Regions from separate parts of the Homo sapiens genome. Here region 2 is linked to region 1. Evidence: chromatin loops called from intact Hi-C (ENCODE). Cell type or tissue: K562. All regions are shown on one strand. Each heading gives the region's core, and the rest is flanking DNA. Links, peaks and the distances in the headings are about the cores only.

Region 1 (12,361 bases), core at 3,420-8,419:
GCCTGTAATCCTAGCTACTCAGGAGGCTGAGGCAGGAGAATCACTTGAACCCGGGAGGTGGAGGTTGCAGTGAGTCAGGATCGCACCACTGTGCTCCAGCCTGGGCGACGAGCAAAATTCCATCTCAAAAAATAAATAGTCGGTCACGGTGGCTCACGCCTGTAATCCCAGCACTTTGGGAGGCCAAGGCAGGCAGATCATGAGGTCAGGAGTTCAAAACCAGCCTGGACAACATGGTGAAACCCTGTCTCTACTAAAAATACAAAAATCAGGCATGGTGGCACATGACTGTAATCCCAGCTACTCGGGAGCCTGAGGCAGGAGAATCGCTTGAATTCGGGAAGTGGAGGTTGCAGTGAGCCTAGATCGTGCCATTGCACTCTAGCCTGGGTGACAGAGTGAGACTCTGTCTCAAAATAAATAGCCTGGTGTGGTGGCTCACGCCTGTAATCCCAGCACTTTGGGAGGCCGAGGCAAGCAGATCACCTGAGGTTGGGAGTTCGAGACCAGCCTGACCAACAACATGGAGAAACCCCGTCTCTACTAAAAATACAAAACTAGCCGGGTGTGGTGGTGCATGCCTGTAGAATTGCTTGAACCCAGGAGCCGGAGGTTGTGGTGAGCTGAGATCGCACCATTGCACTCCAGCCTGGGCAACAAGAGCGAAACTCCATCTCAAAAATAAAATTAAAAAAAAATAAATTTTCTGCATCTTAGCAGGTTCTCCTGTCTCCCCTCCAGTTTGTACCTCCCTTCCCCAAGAGTGACCAGTCTCCTGATCTTTATCATCGTAAATTAGTGTAGTCTGTCCTTGAAACTTCTCTAAGTGGAATTATACAGTATGTAGTTATTTGATTCTGGCTTTCTTCACTCAACATTGTGGATGAAATGTGGATCCATGCTGGGTGTTTTTATTTTTATTGCTGTGTACTATTTATCGCATGAATGTATTACAACTTATTGTTTCATCCCTCCCTTCATGAACATTTTATGTTTCTAGTTTTGGGATACTATGAATGAAGCTACCATGAACATTTCTGTCCATGTCTTTTGGAGCACACAGGAAGTTTTTTCCCTCAGATGTCTGCCTAGCAGTGGAATCGCTGAGTGATGGTATACGTACCTTAGGCTTTCGTAGTTACTGACAAACCATTTCTCAAAGCAGCTTACCAGTTTACCATCCTGCCAGCAATGTGAGGAAGCTTCATTTGCCCCATATTCTTGCAGATAGTTGGTTGTTCGTCTTTTCCATTTTAGTTCTTCTGCTGCAGTGTTCTGGTGCTTCCTTGTGGTTTAATTTCCATAATGACTAATGAAGTTGAACACATTCCCATTTGTGTGTATGTGTGTGTGTTTGTGGCCATTTGGATATTCTTGGTAAAGTGTCTCTTCAAGTCCATTGCCCATTAAATGGGTCTTCTGCCTTCCTTAATTTGTAGAAAGTCTTTGAAAATATAAAGGGTACAGCTCTTTTGTCAGATGTTTGTGTCACCAAGTGTCATCATGGCCTAGTTTTAACTCAGGGCTCTGCTAAATCACATGGGATCACAGGTGTAGAAGGGTTTGCTTTCCGAGAGGACTGCAGAGATTTCCCCCACTCCCCTGCTCCAGCCTTCCCTTCTCTCATAGAAACAAATGTAGGGAATCTCTCTTTTCTCCTGCAGAGTCCAGGGTTGCTAGAGGACTGAGAAGGGCTGTGCCATGTTTTCTCCTCAGCGCCGAGAGAGACTGGGTTTTCCCTGAAAATGACAAACTTGTCAGGTGTGCCCCCAACAAACGCGTATTCAGCACCGAGGACAGCAATCCCAGGAGCTGCCAGAGCCTACAGGCCCAGAAATGGCTGCAAATGGGCGGAGCCATGCTGTCTGTCCACCTCTCCCTGTGTGATCTGGGGTCGAGCCTTCCTTGCTTTCTGCTGTGGTTTCACCCCTCAGCTTAGACTTTAACAATAGCAGAAGATGATCAGTAAATACGTAAAATGGAGACATGATCAAGGAGGGGAGAGGTGGGGACACGTGTGTGTGAGTTCTGGAAAGACTTTAGGACAGCTTCATCCCTCACCTGGATGCCCTGATGAGCATGGTAGGGAGGAGCCCCACGGTCTGCCTTCCTCACTATCCTACACTTCCTTATTCCAGGACACTGGCAAAAATGATGTGGCCCAGCATGCCCCCCAGAGCTGGCCTCTGTTGGATGCTTCCTGCCTGTGAGATGACAAAGAGCTGTGTGGTTCCTGGTCTTTCTCCCTCCTTGCTTCTGACCATGAACACAGAAAGGTCGCTAGCACCCTTGGATCTTGGAAGAGGGAAAGACAGGAACTCCACAGTCCTTTCCCCTGAGCTACCAAAGCATTCTTCCCCTGCCTCAAGTCAGCATCATTTGGGGAATGGAGCTGAGAAAATTTATTCTGGGTGTGGAAGAAGGAATCTACCAAACCCAATGCTCCCTGGGTTCTGAGCAGTGGGGGTGGGGTTGGGATTGTGCCATAGTTTTGAATCAATACTTTGAAAGCACTTTGGGGCCGGGTGCGGTGGCTCATGCCTGTAATCCCAGCACTTCAGGAGGCTGAGGTGGGCAGATAACAAGGTCAGGAGATCGAGACCATCCTGGCTAACACGGTGAAACCCCGTCTCTACTAAAAATACAAAAAATTAGCCAGGCATGGTGGCGGCTACTCGGGAGGCTGAGACAGGAGAATGGTGTGAACCCGGGAGGCAGAGCTTGCAGTGAGCCGAGATCACGCCACTGCACTCCAGCCTGGGCGACAGAGTGAGACTCTGTCTCAAAAAAAAAAAAAAAGAGAAAAAAGAAAAAAGAAAGCACTTTGGGAGGCCAAGACAGGTGGATCACTTGAGGTCAGGAGTTCCAGACCAGCCTGGCCCATATGGCGAAACCCCATCTCTACTGAAAATACAAAAATTAGCTGGGCATGGTGGTGGGCGCCAGTAATCCCAGCTACTCAGGAGGGTGAGGCAGGATAATCGCTTGAATCCGGGAGGTGGAGGTTGCAGTGAGCCAAGATCGTGCCATTGCACTGCAGCCTGGGTGACAGAGTGGGACTTTGTCTAAAACAAAACAAAAAACACTAACAGATGAATCTACCTGGGGAAGTATGTCTTTTTCAGGGGGCATAAAGCTCATCCCTGCTATTATGAACTGAATTTCATCCTCCTTCAAAAATTTGTAAGTTGGCGTCCCAACCTCCAGTACCTCAGAATGTGATTGTATTTGGAGACAGGGTCTTTGAAGAGGTGATTAAGATAAAATGAGGTCACTTTGAGATGCTGAGGCAGATGGATTGCTTGAGCCCAGGAGTTTGAAATCTTCCTGGGCAGCACGGTGAGAACCCCATCTCCCCAGATTTTTTTTTAATTAGCCAAGCTGGGCATGGTGGCTCACGGCTGTAATCCCAGCACTTTGAGACGCAGAGGCAGGTGGATCACTTGAGGTCAGGAGTTCAAGACCAGCCTGGCCAACATGGTGAAACCCTGTCTCTACTTAAAAATAAAAAAATTAGGCCAGGCATGGTGGCTCACGCCTGTAATCCCAGCACTTTGAGAGGCCGAGGCGGGTGGATCACCTGAGGTCAGGAGTTCAAGACCAGCCTGGCCAACATGGTGAAACCCCATCTCAACTAAAAATACAAAAAAATTAGGTGGGTGTGGTGGCAGGCACCTGTAATCCCAGCTACTCAGGAGGCTGAGGCAGGAGAATCTCTTGAATACGGGAGGCAGAGGTTGCAGTGAGCTGAGATCATGCCATTGCACTCCAGCCTGGGCGACGAGCAAAACTCTGTCTCAAAAAAAAAAAAAAAATAGCCGGGTATGGTGGTGGGCACCTGTAATCCCACCTACTCAGGAGGCTGAGGCAGGAGAATCGCTTGAACCTGGTAGGCAGAGGTTGCAGTGAGCCGAGATCGCGGGACTGCACTCCAGCCTTGGCAACAGAGCAAGACTCGGTCTAAAATAAATAAATAAATATATATATACATTATATATATATACACATTATATATATATACATTATATATATATACACATTATATATATATACATTATATATATACACATTATATATATATACATTATATATATACACATTATATATATATACATTATATATATACACATTATATATATATACATTATATATACACACATATATATACATTATATATATATACACATATATATACATTTTATATATATATACATTATATATATATATATATATATATATATATATATATATATATATATATATATATGTAAGCCAGGCATGGTGATGTGCCACTGTAGTCCCAGCTACTCAGGAGGCTGAGGTGGGAGGATCACTTGAGCCCAGGATGTAGAGGCTGCAGTGAGCTGTGTTCGTACCACTGCACTCCAGCCTGGGAGACAGAGTGAGATGCTGTCTCAAAAAAAAAAAAAAAAAAGTCACACTAAGGTGGGCCATAATCCAACCTGACTGGTGTCCTTATCAGAAGAGGAGGTTAGGACACAGACACATGGAGGACAAGGGAGAACACGGCCATTTGCAAGCCAAGGAGAAAGAGGCCTCAGGAGGAACCAACCCTGCCCACATTTTCATCTTGGACCTCCAGCCTCCAGAACGGTGGGAAAACAAATCTCTGCTGTTTGGGTCACCTAGTCTATGCTCTTTGTTGTAGTAGCCCTAGCAAACGAATATACCAGTTTTTATGGAAAACCACACAGCGCCCAGATTCCTGGGTTCCGAACAATGGGGGATGGAATTTTCTCATAGTTTTTGTTTTGTTTTGTTTTGTTTTTGTTTTTTCTTTTTTTGAGACGGAGTCTCGCTCTGTCGCCCAGGCTGGAGTGCAGTGGCACGATCTTGACTCACCGCAGCCTCCACCTCCGGGTTCAAGCTATTCTCCTGCCTCAGCCTCCCGAGTAGCTGGGATTACAGGAGCCTGCCACCACGCCTGGCTAATTTTTGTCTTTTTAGTAGAGACGGGATTTTCAGAACCATATTGGCCGCACTGGTCTCGAATTCCTGACCTAAAGTGATCCACCCGCCTCGGCCTCCCAAAGTGCTGGGATTACAGGCGTGAGCCACCGCGCCCCGCCCGAAGTTATTTACTCAAGACTCAAAAAAGTTATCGATGATCCCATCTGGAGGAAATATGTTTTTTCCATGGGACGCTAAGGACATCCCGCCTTCCCCATCCCCCGCAGTCACTTTTCTGTTTATTACATCAGCCTGTGTTCCCACCACGAGTGCTGCTCTGGGGTGCAGGGCGCTTTGGCCCTGGGTTGGTAAGATTCGCTAAAGACGGTGGCGTGTTCTCTCCCGAGTCTGCTTTGTGGGGTTGGTGGGGCTTTTCCATCGGGAGCCGCACCAGCCACCCTGGCACCGCACTTCCAGAACCGCGTCAGCACCAAGGACAGCGCCAGGGAGCCTTGGCTGCAGGGACGGAGCCCCAGATGTGGCTGAGAAGGGGAAGAGGAAGGACCGTCGTGCCCTGGAGCCTGCGACCGCCACGCCCTTGTTCCAGCCTCAGCCTTCAACCCCCTACACAGACGCCCAGTGAGCACTACGTGCCGCACGCAGGACTGAGGGGTGGAGAGTGGGAGGCCATGGGTGTCAACGTAGGGTCCCTGGAGGTATTGATTCAGAGGGCAGTAGCCCCCGGGCAGGTCCTGGCTGGCCCCACCCAGGACCTCAGTCGCTGACCTCAGGACACGGTCCAGGCTCTTTCTATTCACGTCTGTGCGTGGCATCCTCCACGATACAAGCGAAAATCACCATTCCCCGCCTGCCTGGCGTTGGCAGCCAACCCCCAGGAGGCTCCCGGCCCTGGCTTCTCATTTCTCACCTCAGTGCGAGCATGGATCTAGGAGAACCCCAGCTCTCTTACAAGTTGATGAGTCAGGCCCCTGTCACTTCCTGGATCTTTCAATCCTGGCTGCCCGCAAGGCCAGGAAGAGCGAAAACAAGGGCTGGATTCAGCGGAAACACGGCAACACAGGACACAGCCACAGCGTGAGGAGCGAGCAAGCTGGAAAACCTGGATGGGGGTCTGGACTGGTTCACCTGCAATGAGATCAATGATCTAATCGCGGCAGGCGTGGTGGCTCATGCTTGTAATCCCAGCAGTTTGGGAGGCTGACGCGGGTGGATCACATGAAGTCAGGAGTTCGAGAACAGCGTAGTCAACATGGCAAAACCTCGTCTCTACTAAAAATACAAAAATTAGCCAGGCGTGGTGGCCAAGGCAGGAGAATCGCTTGAACCCAGGAGGCAGAGGTTGCAGTGAGCCGAGACGGTGCCACTGCACTCCAGCCTGGGTGACAGAATGAGATTCCATTTAAAAGAAAAAAAAAAATCTAATCCTGGATGAGAGTCCAGGGAAAGTGAGAGTGGAGAAAGCTTACATGAAAACGCAGACCAGATCCCTGAGTGTGGACCTGGAAAACGTGACACACGTCATCAGATTCAGATGAAGGGATATTGCCTGAAGTTTCATCAGCCTTCGGTGTGGAGTTGGCCTGATGTCCCCCAAGATGAATAGACTTGTCTCTACCCAAAGAAGCTTCTTCCACTCTGATAAAAGAAAGGAAAAATAGGCAAAGCCACAGACAATGTGATGAGTATTATAATAAGAGATTTGTTTAGTTTGGCTCCAAACATAGGAGGGAGTGGCCAACTGTATCTGGGGTCAACCAGAAGTAGAAAGAGAAGTAGGCCCTGGCTGGTGGAGAAATATTTTACCAGGCAGAGGGAACAGTGTGTGCAAAGGCCCTGAGGTTTGAATCCACCTGGAGTGCTAAGAAAAACATGCACGGACATCTGTGTAGCTGGAGTAAAGATAGGAGAAGAGGCTGGTGAGGTGGGCAGAGAGCAAATCTGAAAGAACTCCAATCTCAAGGTAAAGACATCATTCATTCATTCATTCCTTCATTCATTCAACAAATCACTGAGAAATTAATAAACACCTGTAAGTGTCCATTCCAGTGAGGATAAATTGCTATCCAGGAGTGAGGGGGAACAGCGTGATGTCTTATGGGTTGATAAGATGACCGAGGTCCCAGACAGTCTAAAGGGAATCACACTGACCTTCTGTCACTGTTGGAGTAAAGAACACTCTTCATTCAGGCTAACTTCTATAGGCAAAACGCCTTTTCCAGTTCATTAGCTGAATATCAGGTGCCAGGGGCTGTGCTGATTTGCTGAAGGAGACCTTACCCTGAGAAGACCAGCCACTTCCGAGGGTATCACCATTTTTTTTTTTTTTTTTTTGAGACGGAGTCTCGCTCTGTCTCCGAGGCTGGAGTGCAATGGCGCCATCTCTGCTCACTGCAAGCTCTGCCTCCCGGGTTCACGCCATTCTCCTGCCTCAGCCTCCCAAGTACCTGGGACTACAGGTGCCCACCACCACGCCCGGCTAATTTTTTGTATTTTTAGTAGAGACGGGGTTTCACCGTGGTCTTGATCTCCTGACCTCGTGATCCGCCCTCCTTGGCCTCCCAAAGTGCTGGGATCACAGCCGTGAGCCACTGAGCCCGGCCAGTATCACCATTTCTTACTTCTGTCTTCCAAGATCCATAAGCTCCTGCATAGATTAATCATGTGAATCAAAGGATAATGTTTAGGAATCACCCTCCCATATCCCACCCCTGTGTTTTCCAAGGCTTGATGCTGGCGCTGATCTCTGTGATTCCCTGGGTTGACTGTTTGGGAAGGATGATACTATGGTTTGGATCTGTGTCCCCACCAAATCTCATGTTGAAATGGAATCCCCAGTGTTGGAGGCCGGACTTGGTGGGAGGTGTTAGGATCTTGGGGATGGACCCCTCATGAATGGTTTAGTACCATCCCCATGGTGATGAGTGAGCTCACAAGAGATCTGGGTATTTTACAGTACGTGGCAAGGCCGGGCGCGGTGGCTCACACCTGTAATCTCAGCACTTTGGGAGGCCGAGGTGCATTGGATCGCCTGAGGTCAGGAGTTTGAGACCAGCCCGGACAACATGGCAAAACCCTATCTCTACTAAAAATACAAAAACTAGCTGGGAGTTGAACCCAGGAGGTGAAGGTTGCAGTGAGCCAAAATGGTGTCACTGCACTCCAGCCTGGGTGACAGAGGGAAACTCCATCTCAAAAATTTAATAATAATAAAATAAAAAAATAGAAGTGTGTGGCACCTCCCGTCCTCTCTCTCTTGCTCCTGCTTTCGACATGTTATGTGCCTGCTCCCTCTTCACCTTCCGCCATGAGTGGAAAAGCTCCCTGAGGCCTTCCCAGAAGCTGAGCAGATGCCAGCACCACGCTTCCTGTACAACCTGCAGAGCCGCGAGCCAATTAAAACTCTTTTCTTTATAAATTACCCAGTCTCAGGTATTTCTTTATAGCAATGAAAGACTGGCCCAATATAGATGGGGGAATTTCTAGGGGCTTCCATTTCTTCTTCCCACCATCAAAGCTTTCACACTACAGATCAGGGAAGCCAAAGCATTGTGTCTGCCATTTTATGAGAATGTCGATTTCAACTTCACTCTCAAGGCCTGAGGAAGGAGCCACACAGGGTCTTTAGAGTCCCGTTGACCCACTGTGTGATGGTCTTTAGGTGAACCCTCCGTTCGTTACCTGACAGCCCCAAGCACACCAGTCAGACCATGATTCACGGTGACCTGTGTGTGCCTCCAAATTAGGATTGATTCAGAGTCAGAGTCCAGTAGCCTTTTCTCTTTCTCTAATCCCCAGCGACCATGGATATTGGCCTTTAGGAGAAACTGGGAGGAAGGTTTACAGTATGTACTTTGACTAGTATCGGTGAGTCCTCCCTGAGGGAAAAGCATCCGCTACATGGAAGGGGTTCCAAGACTGAGAACTGGCTCAGGACTGGTAACAGGTGTGAGGCTTTAGGGGTGGACGTCGCTGGTGCTTCACCCAGATCTCCTTTGCAGGCACTGAGCACTCATTCTTAAGCAGTGTTGGCTGCTTGCAGATGCCACATTCTCAAGAGACTTGGTCTTGGCTGGGCGCAGTGGCTCACACCTGTAATCCCAGTACTTTGGGATGCCAAGGCAGGCGGATCACACGAGGTCAGGAGTTCGAGACCAGCCTGGCCAACATGGTGAAACCCCGTCTCTACTAAAAGTACAAAAATTGACCAGGCACAGTGGCTCACGCCTGTAATCCCAGCACTTTGGGAGGCCAAGGCAGGCGGATCACGACGTCACGAGATCGAGACCATCCTGGCTAACATGGTGAAACACCATCTCTACCAAAAAATATAAAAAATTAGCTGGGCATGTTGGCGGGCACCTGTAGTCCCAGCTACTTCGGAGGCTGAGGCGGGAGAATGGCGTGAACCCGGGAGGCAGAGCTTACAGTGAGCTGAGATCGAGCCACTGCACTCCAGCCTGGGCAACAGAGCCAGACTCTGTCTCAAACAAACAAACAAACAACAACAACAACAACAAAAAGTAGCTGGGTGTGATGGCAGGCGCCTGTAATCCCAGCTACTCGGGAGGCTGAGGCAGGAGAATCCTTTAACCCGGGAGGTGGAGGTTGCAGTGAGGCAAGATGGTGCCACTGCACTTCAGCCTGGGTGACAGAGTGAGAGCGAGATTTCATCTGAAAACAAAACAAAACAAAAAAAACAAAAAACTTGCTCTTGACCTGAGAGGAACGTGTTTTACTAGGAAAGTCATGAAACTCTCACCCCTGGAGAAGCCCATAGACAAAGATTAGAGGTTAAAAGTTCAGATCCTGTCTCTGTGATGGGATCCCTCTGAAGTGATAGCCTCACTTGGCTCCTTCCTCTGCCCCATACTGCTTTCATCACTCTCTGTCTTCTGAAAGCAAACCCTCAAACAGTTCATGAGCATCTGAATCCCTGCCTCAGGCTCTGCTTCTGGGAAACCTGAGCCCAGGCCCTCTGCTGCCCCACTGTGGTGACTCTGGTTCCTGCTCACCAGACCTAGAGATGGTATCATTACATACACCAAGCAACGCTCTCTTGGTGCTTCTCATCACACAGGTAAGAGGAATTGAAAAGAACTCAGGTGATGAGGGTCGTGCTAATGGGACTCTCATTAGTGGCTCCGTGGAAATTTCTGTTCTTAAGGGGAAAAGAGGAGCACGGCCGAGTCTCTCCTGAGGTTGCTGCTAAGATGTTGGCTGGGGCTGCATTCATCTGAAGGAGGGACTGGAGTTGGAGGGCCCGAGTCCGAGGTCCTACAGGTTTTGTTTTTGGTTTGCCTTCCCCATACACAGGCAGCTGCTCCAGGAGGACTTTGGAAGCTGGGGAATGTGGGTCATTTTGTGGAGTGGTTGATTTTTTTATTGTTTCTTTTTGTTTTTTGAGATGGAGTATCCCTCTGTCACCCAGGCTAGAGTGCAGTGGTGCGATCTCGGCTCACTGCAGTGTCCCCTCCTGGGTTCAAGCGATTCTCCTGCCTCAGCCTCCTGAGTAGCTGTGATTACAGGCATGCACCACCATGCCCGGCTAATTTTTGTATTTTTAGTACAGATGGCCACCATGTTGGCCAGGCTGGTCTTGAACTCCTGACCTCCTGCCTGAGGTCATCCACCTGCCTCGGGCTCCCATAGTGCTGGGATTACAGGCGTGAGCCACCATGCCCGGCCGAGGAGTTGGGTTTTGAAGAGAAAGCAAGTAGGGTGTGGTAGGACGGTGGGTGTGGAGTCAATGTAAGTGATGCATTTTTTTATAGACAGGGAGGGTGAGCATGTTTATAAGTTGGGGATCTAGATGGGAGGGAAGAGAGATAGAGGGAAGAGACAGTGAGGAGGAGGAGGAGGACCAGGAGAGAGAGAGAGACATCAAAAAGTATAGGGGAGACAGCTGGGTGTGGTGGCTCATGCCTATAATCCTAGAACTTTGGGAGGCCAAGGTAGGAGGATCACTTGAGTCTAGGAGTTCGAGACCAGCCTGGGCAACAAAGCAAGACCCTGTCTCAATAAAAAAAAAATTTTTTTTAAGATATAGACGAGAAACAGAGAAAGGTTAAAACAGAAACCCAAGCAAGTGATTGGCATGAATTACATCCGGTGCCCACTGAAAGGAAACTTCTCGCAACCAAACCTTTGTGTATACAGATGGGGAAACTGAGGCTCTCAGAGACAGAGAAACTGACTTCTCAAAGTGGTGGTGTGAGAACTTATTTATTTATTTGTTAATTTTGAGACAGAGTCTCCCTCTGTCACCCCAGCTGGAGTGCAGTGGTGCAATCACAGCTCACTGCAGCCTCCACCTCTTGGGCTCAACTGATCTTCCCTCTTCAGCCTCCTGAGTAGCTGGGACCACAGGTGTGCACCACCATGCCTGGCTAATTTACTTCTACTTTTTATAGAGACGGGATCTCCCTATGTTGCCCAGGCTGGTCTTGAACTCCTGGGCTCAAGGAATCCTCTCGTCTCAGCCTCCCAAAGTGCTGGGATTATAGGCGTGAGTAACCATGCTCAGCTGTTTTGTTTGCTTTTTTTTTTTTTTTTTTTTTCTTTGAGAAAGAGTCTTGCTCTGTCACCCAGGCTGGAGTGCAGTGGCGCTATCTTGACTCACTGCAAGCTCCGCCTCCCAGGTTCACACCATTCTCCTGCCTCAGCCTCCTGAGTAGCTGGGAGTACAGGTGCCTGCCACCACAGCCAGCTAATTTTTGCATTTTAGTAGAGATGGGGTTTCACCATCTTAGCCAGGCTGGTCTCGAACTCCTGATCTCAGGTGATCTGCCCACCTCGGCCTCCCAAATTGCTGGGATTACAGGTGTGAGCCACCGCGCCTGGCCATTGTTTTGCTTTCTGAGACAGGGGCTCACTCTGTCACCCAGGCTGGAGTGCAGTGGCACAATCGCAGCTTACTGCAGCCTTGACTTCCCAGTCTCAGGTGATCCTCCCACCTCAGCCTCCCGGTAGCTGGGACTACAGGCGTGCACTACCATGCCTGGGTAATTTTTTCTCTCTTTTTGTTTTTCTTTGTAAAGATGGGGTTTTGTATATTGCCCGGGCTGGTCTCAAACTCCTGGGCTCAAGTGATCCTCCCACTTCAGCCTCCTGAGTAGCTGGGCACACACCAATATGCCCGGCTGGGGTTTCTATTCTTCATTTCCGCACTATATGTGAGATGAAGGCAGTCCACGTGTGCACATAGTAAGTCAACAAAAACACCTTGAAAAGCCCTGGGTGTCAGGCCCCTTCTGAGCACAGGTGGCCTAGGGATGAACTAAAAATAAACATGACTAATATTTATCAACTGTTTAAAATGGGCCAGGCATTGTTCCAAGACTTTCCACGTAGTAACTCATCTATTTCTCTTAGCATATTTACAAGGGTGCCCATTCTTTAGAGATGAGGAATCTGAGTCACTGTGGATTTA
Region 2 (12,361 bases), core at 3,834-8,833, 54 kb before region 1:
TGTCCAATCATCACAGCAGCAGCAATTTTACACCTTATTAGTAATCAAATGAGAACGAAAGCCAAAGATACCACTTCCTCCCTGGCCTCGTGCGCTCTCTGTGTATATAAATATAAATATATATGTGTATCTTCTCTGTCTTAATGAAGATGCACAGTGCTGATGAAGGTGGGCTGAGGGGAACATCCTCCCATATGACTGTTTATACCACTTACAGTCAATTCAGAATGTTGTGCAACACCACCTCTATTTCCAGAACTTTTCCATTGCCTGCAAAGGAGACCCAGCACCCATTAGGCCGGCCCTCCCCCGGTCCCCTGGCAACCACTAATCAGCGTTTTGGCTGTATGAATTTGCCTGTTCTGGACATTTCATATAGATGATTATAACGTGACCTTTTGTGTCTGGCTGATTGTGCTAAAGGCGGCGTGCCCATGTTGTGGCGTGTGTCAGAGCTTTATTCCTTTTTTTTTTTTTTTTTTTTTTGAGTCAGTCTCCCAGGCTGGAGTGCAGTGGTGCAATCTCAGCTCACTGCAACTTCCACCTGCTGGGTTTCAGTGATTCTCATACCTTAGCCTCCCAAACAGCTGGGATTACAGGTGCATGTCATCAGGCCTGGCAAATTTTTTTTTTTTTTTTTTCTGAGACAGAGTCTCACCCTGTTGCCCAGGCTAGAGTGCAATGGCGCGATCTCAGCTCACTGCAACCTGTGCCTCCCGGGTTCAAACGATTCTCCTGCCTTGCCCTTCTGAGTAGCTGGGCTTATAGGCGCCCACCACCATGCCCAGCTAATTTTTGTATTTTTAGTAGAGATGAGGTTTCACCATGTTGGCCAGGCTGGTCTTGAATTCCTGACCTCGTGATCCACCCACCTTGGCCTCCCAAAGTGTTGGGATTACAGTCATGAGCCACCGCACCTGGCCAGGCCTGGCATTTTTGTATTTTTAGTATATAACATAGCAAAAACCCTGTTTTGCTATGTTACCTGGGCTGGTCTCGAACTCCTGGCCTCAAGTGATCTGCCCACCCTGGCCTCCCAAAGTGCTGGGATTATAGGCTTGAGCCACCACGCCCAGCTGCTTCATTCCTTTTTATGGCTGAGTAATACTCCGTTGTATGGCTAGAGCAGTTTATATTTATCCCTTTATCCTTTAAGGACATTTGGGTCATTTATGAATGATGCTGCCATGAACTTGAGTATATAAGTATCTGAGTCCCTACTTCTGGTTCTTTTGGGTCTGTGCCTTGGTGCGGAATTGCTGGGTCACGGGGAATCTGTATTTCATTTTTTTAGGAACTGCCACGCTCTCCAATACCACTTTATTTACAAAAACAGGAGGTGGGCTGTGGTTTGCTGACCCTGGGGACATTCAGATTGTCACAAAGACCAGGATCAGTCCTGGCATTTAGTAGTCTGGAGCCTGGGGCCCTAATGCCCCAAATGCTGATGGAATCGAGTTGTACTAGCCTTGGGGGGACCTCTGGTTGGGTGTTTGGAGAGAGCTGCGTCCCTGTGGGAGCCGGCCTGGCTCTCCCGGCCTCAGCAGCTGTAGTGGTCAGCTTAGGGCCACCTTAGCCAAGCACCACAGACTACTGGCTTTAAAAACAGAAATGTATTTTCTCACGGCTCTGGAGGCTAGAAGTTTGAGATCAGGGTGTGGGCAGGGCTGGTTTCTCCTGAGCCCCCCTCTCCTTGGCTTGCAGAAGGCATTTTTTGTGTCCTCCCTCCATGTTGTCCCTCTGTGGGTGTCTGTGTCCTCATCTCTTCTTCTTATCAGGACGCCAGTCAGATTGCATTAGGGCCCACCCTAAGGACCTCATTTTACCTTAATGATCTCTTTAAAGATCCCATCTCCAAAAACAGTCACATTCCAAGGTACTGGGGGTCAGAACATCAACCCATGCATTTTGGGGGGCACGGTTCAGTCCCTAACATCTGGCCTCTCTCTGCTCCCCTCTGTGGCACAGACTTCTGCCAGCTGTCTGGCATGCACCTGCTGGTGGGCCGGTACCTGGAGGCGGGGGCTGCGGGACTGCGGTGGCGGGCGGCACAGCTCATCGGCACGTGCAGTCAGAACGTGGCAGCCATCCAGGAGCAGGTGCTGGGCCTGGGTGCCCTGCGTAAGCTGCTGCGGCTGCTGGACCGCGACGCCTGCGACACGGTGCGCGTCAAGGCCCTCTTCGCCATCTCCTGTGAGTGTCCGGGTGGGGCTGGGGACAGGGGTGCTGGCGGTGGGGGGGGGTGCCGGGTGGGCCCCCGGGATCTGCTGGGGCAGAGGGAGAGGCATCTCCTTCCCTCGTTTGTTCCCATGCTTGTTGGACCCCTGCACGGCTGAGTGCTGCGGGCAGAGTGAGTGGCGCACTCGGCCAAACCCCCTGCTAGCCAGGCAGCAGATGTGACCACTTCCCGGGGAGACCACCTGGCCCTCAGCGTGAGCGCTTTGCACACAGCAGTTTTTCAGCTGGGCACTGTTCACACTGGCGCTGGTTCACTCTCTCGGGGGCCGTCCTGTGCACTACAGGACATTGAGCAGCATCTGGTGGGTGGCCTCCAGGCCATGGAGAGACACTATCACCCCACCTGCCAGCGCACAAATGCCCCTAGATGTAGAAAGCCCCTTGGTCAGAACCCCTGCTGTACATGAATTCTTCTTCTTCTTTTTTTTTTCATTTAACCTATATAGAGACAAGACTTGCTTTGCTACCCAGGCTAGTCTTGAACTCCTAGCCTCAAGGGATCCTCCCGCCTTGGCCTCTGAAAGTGTTGAGGTTACAGGTGTGATCCACCATGTCCAGCCACAAATTCTTTTTATCCTAATGGCCTGTGAAGTAGGGACCGTTTGCATCCTCATTTGACAGGGGAAGAAACTGAGGTGTGGGCAGAGGGACACGGCCAGGTTTCTGCAGCTCCATAGGGCAGAGCTGGCCAGGACTCCCCCAAATACTGCCGCCTGGGACACAGGCACCAGGTCGGGCACAGGGACGGGACAAAAACCAACATCTGTGGGGCAGTTTCTCCATGCCAGGTGTTGACTCGCTGAATCCTTATGCACACCTGCTGAAGTTGGGCCCACTGTGTCTCCTCCACACGGGAGGGATCGGGCCAGGGGGTCTGGAGAGGACACACAGAGCCAGGATCCCAGCCTGGTGGAGCTCTTCGTATGTGCTGGATGCCTGCCTGCATGTGCTATACTAGCGCCCCAACTGGACTCTTTCCTTTTATTTTCTCTAACAGCTTTATTGAGATGTAATTCATAGGCCATACAATTCATCCTTTTAAAGTGTATAACTTAGTACTCTTGGCCAGGCGTGGTGGCTCACATCTGGAATCCTAACACTTTGGGAGGCCGAGGCGGGAGAATTGCTCGAGCCCAGGAGTTTGAGACCAGCCTGGGCAACATAGGGAAACCCCTGTCTCTACAAAAATTAAAAAATTAGCTGGACGTGGTGGTGCGTGACTGTACCTCCATCTACTCAGGAGACTGAAGTGGTGGGATTGCCTGAGCCTGGGAAGTTGAGGCTGCAGTGAGCCATGATTGCATCTCCAGCCTGCGTGACAGAGCAAGACCTGTCTGAAAACAAACACAAAAACCAGAAAAACAACGTAGTACTTCTTAGTGTATTCAGTGCTGTGCAGCCATCATCACTCTCTAATTTTAGATGTGATCAGACGCGTTCGGGGTGGTATGGCTATCGGCAGTCACTATCTAATTTTGGAACATTTTCTTCTTTTCTTTCTTTTTTTTTTTTTTGAGACAGAGTCTCGCTCTTGTCACCCAGGCTGGAGCGCAATGGCGCGATCTCGGCTCACTACAACCTCCTCCTCCCAGGTTCAAGCAGTTCTGCCTCAGCCTCTCAAGTAGCTGGGATTACAGGCGCCCGCCACCGCGCCCGGCTAATTTTTGTATTTTTAGTAGAGACGGGGTTTCACCCTGTTGGCCAGGCTGGTCTCAACCTCCTGACCTCAGGTGATCCACCCGCCTCAGCCTCCCAAAGTGTTGGGATTACAGGCGTGAGCCACTGCGCCCGGCCAAAATTTCAGAACATCTTCATCCTCTCCCCCAAGCAGAAATTCTGTACCCGTTAAGCAATCACTCGGCGTCCGTCCTCTCCCGCAGCCCCTGCAACATGAATCTACTTACTGCCTCTAAGGATTTCCCTCTCCGGGACATTTGTACAAACGGAATCCCACACCGTGAGGCCTTTTCTGCCTGGCTCCTTTCATATGCTGCAAGGTCCCCGAGTGGTGGCGGGTGGCAGTGCTGTGTTCCTTCCCGCGGCTGAATGTGTCCTGTTGCGTGGGTCCACCGTGCCCTGCCTCTTCCTCCGCCTGTCTGCTGACAGTCCCTGGTTTCCTTGTATCTCTGGGCTCTCGTGCTCCTGTGGACATAGCTGCGCAGGTGTTTTTATGGACATTTGTTTTCCGTTCTCTTGGGTGTATACCTAGCAGTGGAGTTGCTGGGTCATATCGTAACTCTACATTTAATCTGTTCGAGGTTGGCTTTTTTTTTTTTCTTTTTTTGTTTCTTGAGACGGAGTCTCGCTCTGTGGCCCAGGCTGGAGTGCAGTGGCGCAATCTCGGCTCACTGCAACCTCCACCTCCCAGGTTCAAGGGATTCCCCTGCCTCAGCCTCCCAAGTACCTGGGTTTACAGGCACATGCCACCATGCCCAGCTAATTTTTTTTGTACTTTTAGTACAGAGAGACGGGGTTTCACCCTGTTGGCCAGTCTGGTCTCAAACCCCCGACCTCAGGTGAGCACCTCAGCCTCCCTAAGTGCTGGGATTATAGGCATGAGCCACTGTGCCTGGCCTGAGGTTGGCTATTTTTTAATTCCAGCAGCCTATCTGGTCATTGAAATGGGGGCTGTGAGGGGGGTCCAACACCCTCTTTCTCTCCCTCACCCCCATGTATCCTGAGTCCTGGAATCAGTGTTGTGTTCCTGGCAGATGGTGGCCCCAGCCATGCAGAGGCTGGGAGGAGAACAGGGAGGGTTTGGGTAGGAGGAGATTCCGGAAGAAGGAAGCATTCTGATGAGGCAAGGAAAGGGGCACTTGGAAAGTCACAGCCAAAACTAGGGTGACAGGGACAGACAGACATGGGGCAGCTCGGCCACAAAGGGCAGAGAGAAGGACATGGTGTCCCGAGGGCCAGAGCAGGGTAGAGAGGGGCTGGCAGAGTTTTCTTCTAATAGCTTGCATTAAAAAAGAAGTCTTTAGGTCATCTTGGTGGTTCACACCTGGTCCCACCTACCTGGGAGGCTGAGGAGGGAGGATCATCTGAGCCTGGGAGGCAGAGGCTGCAGTCAGCTGAGATCGTGCCACTGCACTCCAGCCTGGGTGACAGAGTGAGACCCTGTCTAAAAAAAAAAAAAGTCATTACATATTTTTAAAAATCTGTGAGACAGTCACATCGTTCACCAGGTACAAAAGAGTACATAGCAAATGGTCCCTGTCCCCAAACCTGGTCCCCATTCCAGAGAAAACCACTGTTATACCTGTTTCTGCTTCCAGAGATTTTAATAAATCTGTAAGAACAAATGTGGGTGTGTGTGGTGTGTGTGTGATGTGTGTGTGTAGTGGGTGTGTGGCGCGTGTGTAGGGTGTGTATGGTGTGTATGTGGGGTGTTTGGCGTGTCGTGTGTTAGTGTAGCGTGTACATGGGTTGTGTGGTGTGTGGTATATATGTGGAGGTGTGTGTGGTGTGTGTGTTGCATGTGTATGTGTGTGGGATGTGTGTGCTGGGGGGATGTATGTATATGTGTGGGGTATGTGGGGTGCATATGAGGTGTGTATGTGTGGTGCGTATGTGTGGTGTGTGGATGTGCATGGCGTGTGTGGGATGTGTGGATGTGGTGTGTGTATACGGGGTGTGTGGTGTGTGCTTATGTGGAGTGTGTCGTGTGTGGTATGTGTGCACACAGACACACGGATTAATCTCGTTTCCTCAGATGTGCACGGCTGGCACAGGCCATCCTGACTGTGGCGCACCTTGACCTGCCTCTGTCCTTTTTTCTTAAGCAACAGTAGCTTATCTTTCCCCTTCCTGCGGGTGAGGAATGCAGCAGTGGCCCCTGCTGAGGAGGGCGGCTTCTGGCTTTGCGTCTTCATGAGGTTGCATGAGGTTGCATGAGGTTGTGGTCAGCCGTCAGCCGGGCCTCGTTCCCTGAAGGTCTCATTGCACTAAGCCCTGTGCGCTGCACCTCATTGATCCCTCACAATCCCCCTCTGAGGAAGGGGTGCTAGAGATGGGCTTCCACCATGGCTCGCCCCGGGGCTAGCAGAGTTTTGCTGGCAGTTGGCAGGAAGCTCGGGCTGCGTGAGCGGCCTCACCACGTGGTGGTCGGCTTCCCCAGCGAAAGTTGTGCACGATGCAGGGCAAGAGCTCTGGGAGCTTGGATGCCATTCTTTTTTTTGCTCGGGGGTAAAATTCACATGAAAATGTTAAAGTATACCATTCAGTGGCATCTGTCCTTTTTTTTGGTGGCTGCAGGGTATGCCATTGTGTGGCTGTCCAGTACCATTACTGGAGTTCCGTGCTGGGAGCCATTTGCAGGGTACGTCCCCTCAGCTCCTGCTGCCCGAGGCGGTGGTGCCACTGCCCTTCCCAGGACAGGAGGGGATGGACTCGCTCGCCCTCTGTGGAGCCACTCCAAAGTGGTTCCTTGTTACAGTCTACCAGAGTGGCACATTTATTACAATCGATGAACCTACATGGACACCTCATTGTCACCCAGAGTCCATAGTTGACACTGGGGCGCACTCTTGATGCTGTATGTACTATGGGTTTGGACAACTGTATCATGACATGGATCCATACTGTAGTATTCTACAGAGGAATCTCGCTGCCCTACAAATCCTCTGTGCTCCCGCTAGTCATCCCACCCCTGAGCTTTTTACTGTCTCCATAGTTTTGCCTTTTCCAGAATGTCATATGCTTGGAACCATGCAATCTGCAGCCTTTTCCGACTGGCTTCTTTGGCTTAGTAATCTGCTTTTAAGGTTCTTCCATGTCTTTTCTTGGCTTGATAGCTCATTTCTTTTTAGCGCTGAATAAGCGTAACTTTTTTAAGGGAGATGTGTGGGCTGCAGTGATGACTTTGGCTTTCTTTCCAAAAATGACGGCAGCCATACTGTGATCCCTGCCCCCAACTGCTGCACAGAGAAGAGGGTGAATGCGGCGAGGGTGGGTGGAAGGTGGGCGGTGAGCTGGGGGGTTATGGTGATAACCTAGGCAAGAGATCAAGGTTGTGGTAGGGAGCAGTGGTTCTCAAACAGGGACAATCGTGTCCTCCACAGGACATTTAGACAAATGTCTGGAGACATTTTTAGTTGTCGCAGCTGGGAGAGAGGGACTATTGGCATCTACTGGGTAGAGGCCAGGGATGCTGCTCAACATCCTGCAATGCACAGGACGGGCCTCCCAACCCAGAATGATCTGGCCCCAGATACCAACCGTGCCCAGGTGGAGAAACCCTGGCGTAAAGGGGACAGGTCTCTCCTGGGTACATTTTGAAGGTAGAGCTGACAGGCCTTGCTTACAGATTGAATGAGAGGAGTCTTTGTGTTTTCCAGTCCATGCATGCCTGTTCTTTTTTCTTTCTTTAATTAAATAACATCTGGCTGGGCGTGGTGACTCATGCCTATAATCTCAACATTTTGGGAGGCCGAGACAGGTGGATCACTTGAAGCCAGGAGCTCAAGACCAGCCTGGCCAACATGGTGACACCCTGTCTCTACTAAAAATACCAAAAAATTAGCCAGGCATGGTGGGGCATGCCTGTAATCTCGGCTACTCGGTAGGTTGAGGCATAAAAATTGCTTGAACCCGAGAGACGTATGTCGCAGTGAGCCAACTGCCACTGCACTCCAGCCTGGGCGACAGAGCGAGACTCTGTCTCAAAAATGAAATAAAATAAACTAAAATAAATAAATATGTAACCCAATATGTCCAAACTATTATAATTTCAATGTGTAATTAATATGGACTATTAATGAGACACTGTATTTTTTGTCATGCTAAGTCTTCAAAACCTAGTGTGTGCATTTTACAAATGAAGCACATCGCAACATGCTGAGTTTTCAGGGGTAGTGTGGAGTGCGCCAGAGCAACAACGTTGTGTGTGTTTTTCTTTTTTTGGTTTTCTTTTTGTGTGTGTGTGAGATGGAGTTTCGCTCTTTTTGCTCAGGCTGGAGTGTAATGGCGCAATCTCGGCTCACTGCAACCTCCACCTCCCGGGTTCAAATGATTCTCCTGCCTCAGCCTCCCTAGTAGCTGGGATTACAGACGCACGCCACCACGCCCAGCTAATTTTGTATTTTTAGTAGAGACGGGGTTTCACCATGTTGGTCAGGCTGGTCTCGAACTCCTGACCTCAAGTGATCTGCCCACCTCGGCCTCCCAAAGTGCTGGGATTACAGGCATGAGCCACCGCGCCCAGCCAACGTTGTGTTTAATGGAAAATATTTTACACTGCTTCAGTTTTTCACCTTAAGTTTAAATGAATGGAACTTAAATGAAATGAACAACTCTTTTCCTTAGTTGCACTGGCCACATATCAGGTGTTTAGTGGCCACAAGCTACTAGCAGCTTCTGTCCTTCTTGGCCAGCACAGGCCTAGAGCCTACCCAGGAGGGGGCACCTTACTGGAGGTGCACTCCAAAGGTCAGTTCTCATCCTGCTGGGAGTCCTTCCAGAGTTCTCATTGCCCTCTGGATAAAGGTCATGCATGCTGTGTAGCCTGGCTCTTTAGGCCTCAGTTTCCTCATCTGTAAAATAGAATTCTGAAAGCACACACTTCCAGGATAATTGTGAGGATTAAAAGATGTTGCGGACTGGGGACGGTGGCTCACGCCTGTAATCCCAGCACCTTGGGAGGCTGAGGCAGGTGGATTATGAGGTCTGGAGTTCAATACCAGCCTGGCCAACATGGCAAAACCCTGTCTCTACTCAAAATACAAAAATTAGCTGGGTGTAGTGGTGCATACCTGTAATCCCAGCTACTCGGGAGTCTGAGGCAGGAGAATAGCTTGAGCCTGGGAAGCAGAGGTTGCAGTGAGCCAAAATGGTGCCACTGCACTCTAGCCTGGATGATAGAGCAAGACTCTGTCTCAAAAAAAAAAAAAAGAGAGAGATGACACAGCCGGGCGCAATGGCTCATGCCTGTAATCCCAGCACTTTGGGAGGCCCAGGCAGGTGGATCACTTTAGGTCAGGAGCTTGAGACCAACCTGGCCAACATGGTGAAACCCTGTCTCTACTATATATACAAAAATTAGCCGGGTGTGGTGGCAGGTTACTATAATCCCAGCTACTTGGGGGGCTGAGGCTGAAGAATAGTTTGAACCTGCGAGCGGAGGTTACAGTGAGCCAAGATTGCTCCACTGCACACTCCAGCCTGGGCAACAGAACGAGAGTCCATCTCAAAATGAAATAAATAAGTAAATAAATAAAATAAAAAAATTAAAAAAGATGATGCTTCCATCAATGGAGGAATGGATAAAATATGGTATATCCATACAATGGAATGTTATTCAGCCATGAAAAAGAATGAAGTGCTGATACCACTTACGACATGAATGAACCTGGAAAACATCATGCTGAGTGAAAGCAGTCAGACACAAAAGGTCACGTATTTTATGGACACATTTATATTAAATGTCTGGGACAGGTAAATCCATAAAGGAAGAAAGTATATCTGTGGTTGCAGGGGCCAGAGGGAAGGGAAATTGGGAATGACTGCTCATAGGTTTCCTTTGGGGGGTGATGAAAATTTCCTAGAGTTAGTGGTGATGGTTATACAACCCTGTGAATATCTTTAAAAGGCTGAACTGTGTGGATTGTGAATTATATCTCAAAAGCATACTTCAAAAAAAGATAATGCTTGCATATGCAGGCCCATGGCAAGGGATGATAGTGGTTGGTGGTGATGATGGTGACGATGATTGACGATAATTATATTGTTAATGGTAGTGATGATGATGGCGGTGATGGTGATGTGGTGGTGATGGTGATAGTGATGGTGATAGTGATGGTGATGTTGGTGATGTCATGGTGATGATGGTGGTGGTGATGGTGGTGGTGGTGATGGTGATAGTGATGGTGGTGGTGGTGAGGATGGTGGTGATGGTGATGGTGGTGAGGATGAGAATGGTGATGATGATGATTGTGATGGTGGTGAAGATAGTGGTGATGGTGGTGATGATGATGTTGGTGATGGTGGTTGTGATGATGTTGGTGATGGTGCTTGTGATGACAGTGGTGGTGGTGGTGACTGCAAGCTCAGGACCTTTCCCCCTCTCCCAGGTCTGGTCCGAGAGCAGGAGGCTGGGCTGCTGCAGTTCCTCCGCCTGGACGGCTTCTCTGTGTTGATGAGGGCCATGCAGCAGCAGGTGCAGAAGCTCAAGGTCAAATCAGCATTCCTGCTGCAGAACCTGCTGGTGGGCCACCCTGAACACAAAGGTGTGGCAGCCCTTGAGTGAGGGCAGGAGTGGGGAGCAGACGCCCTGGGGTGGGTGCAGGTGTGGGAGAAGGGGAGGAACAGGCATCCCGGGGAGGGCATAGGAGATGGGTGGGGCTGCCCCTCTGACCCCTGCAGCCCTCCCCCCAGGGACCCTGTGCTCCATGGGGATGGTCCAGCAGCTGGTGGCCCTGGTGCGGACAGAGCACAGCCCCTTCCACGAGCACGTGCTTGGAGCCCTGTGCAGGTACTTTGGCTCCTTGAGAGGACGGGGCCTGGGGTGGGGGCCCCGTCCTCTCAAGGTGGGGGTGGCTCAGGAATCAGCCCGTAGGGACTCAGGAGTTGGGACCTTCCCGTAGAGAGGAAGGGTGTGGGGCCAGAAAGGAGCAGGAGTCAGGGAGCCTCAGTTTCCTCACCAGTAGGGCTGGCACAGAGGCCTTGCAGGAGGGAGAGAGGCTTCTGTACACGCCCCCACCAGTGGATTAGTGTCTAATCAGATGATGCTGGAGCTCTCAACAGCACACCAGAGTTGACACGCACCAGGCCCTGTGCTGAGCCCCTCAGCACCCACCCTGGGCCAGGGGCAGCGTGAGGTCCATTCCGCAGATGGGGAAATGGAGGCCCATTGTGGGGCAGCGACTTGCCAGGCTCCTGAGTGAGCCAGGGGACGGGGCGGGCGATAGGGTTGGGTCAGTGAGGCCTCTAGAGGGAGGTCCTAAGGGCCGCTGTCATGTCCCTCACAGCCTGGTGACAGACTTTCCGCAGGGTGTGCGCGAGTGTCGGGAGCCGGAACTGGGCCTGGAGGAGCTCCTCCGCCACCGCTGTCAGCTGCTGCAGCAGCATGAGGAGTACCAGGTACATGGGGAGGGGACGGGGTGCAAGGAGGACCAGGTGCAAGGGGGAGGGGACAAGGGCTCCAGGAGGACTAGGTGTGTGGGGAGGGGATGGGGTTCGAGGAGGATCAGGTGCCAGGGGGAGGGGACAGGGGCTCCAGGAGGACCAGGTACACGGGGAGGTGACGGGGTGCAAGGAGGACTAGGTGTGAGGGGCAGGGGATGGGGTTCGAGGAGGATCGTGTGCCGGGGGAGGGGACAGCGGCTCCAGAAGGACCAGGTGAGTTGGGGAAGGGACAGGGTGTGAGGAGGACCAGGTGTGAGGGGGAGGGGCCTGGGGGGTGAGGAATTCCCCAGGTTAGACCAAGTGTGGTAGTGGGGACCCTAGTAGGGGCAGAGCCAGCCAGTCCTTGCCCTTGGGGGCTCCTGGGTCCGCTGGTTCAGGCTTTCATTCGTGTTCTCGTGCATTTCACTTATCTTCCATTCAGCAGATGTTTATTTCATGCCTAGCATTCGTCCCGTGCTGTGTCAGAGTAGGAGAGACAGCAAGGAGACAGGAGCTTGGAGATTCTTAAAGTGTTGCCCAATCATTGAATTATTATCTAAATTACCCAATACAGTTGTTTTACATTAAGTAAATGTAAATTGAATATAATATCACTCAAATGTCTTAATGATTTAACTATTTCATTAAATTGACAAGAAATAACAAATGGCAAAAAATAACCAATTATTTTGGGTAAATAACAAGTGATAAATAACAAGTCATCAGATATTTAATTAGATAAGGGGCAAATAAATAACTCATTAGATAACTAGATAAGTAACAAATGCTAAATCACAACTAATTAAAATTCAAATAGTTAACTGATTAAGTAATGCATTAATTTGTTGAAGTGAATGAATCAATGCTGGTGCTTCAGCAAAGCCGAGCTTAGCAAACGCACCCACCTCCTTGGGACGTTATATTCTATTAGATTCATTCCTGTGTAGACACTGTCAAGTGTCTGTATGTATTGAAAGTGTACTACATGGCCAGGCATGGTGGCTCACGCCTGTAATCCCAGCAC

Evidence for each region. A loop is a pair of places that touch in the nucleus more often than their neighbours do. Peaks named below come from ENCODE experiments on the same cell type or tissue, not always from the same donor. Only the 100,000 strongest peaks of a DNase experiment are listed, where the experiment ranks them.
Region 2: it touches region 1 in a loop (3-fold over the local background); 3 of 110 quality-filtered maps call a loop at or near these places.

Annotation. Positions count from the first base shown.
Region 1 is chr19:55,210,188-55,222,548 of GRCh38, reverse strand. LOC124904771 (a long non-coding RNA gene) reads right to left here and starts at 6,960. Exons shown (of 2, transcript XR_007067346.1): 1 at 5,840-6,960; 2 at 5,124-5,453. RefSeq lists a silencer at 4,414-4,600. In K562, for the core only: no CTCF peak of the experiment used is centred there; DNase peaks (open chromatin) are centred at 5,408, 5,948 and 6,450; H3K4me3 peaks cover 1,425 bases.
Region 2 is chr19:55,264,230-55,276,590 of GRCh38, reverse strand. HSPBP1 (HSPA (Hsp70) binding protein 1) reads left to right here. Exons shown (of 8, transcript NM_012267.5): 4 at 1,969-2,193; 5 at 10,305-10,460; 6 at 10,609-10,705; 7 at 11,202-11,313. Among named protein-coding and RNA genes, the nearest start is that of HSPBP1, 9.7 kb to the left of the region's middle. RefSeq lists enhancers at 242-351, 5,679-6,178. In K562, for the core only: no CTCF peak of the experiment used is centred there; a DNase peak (open chromatin) is centred at 6,080.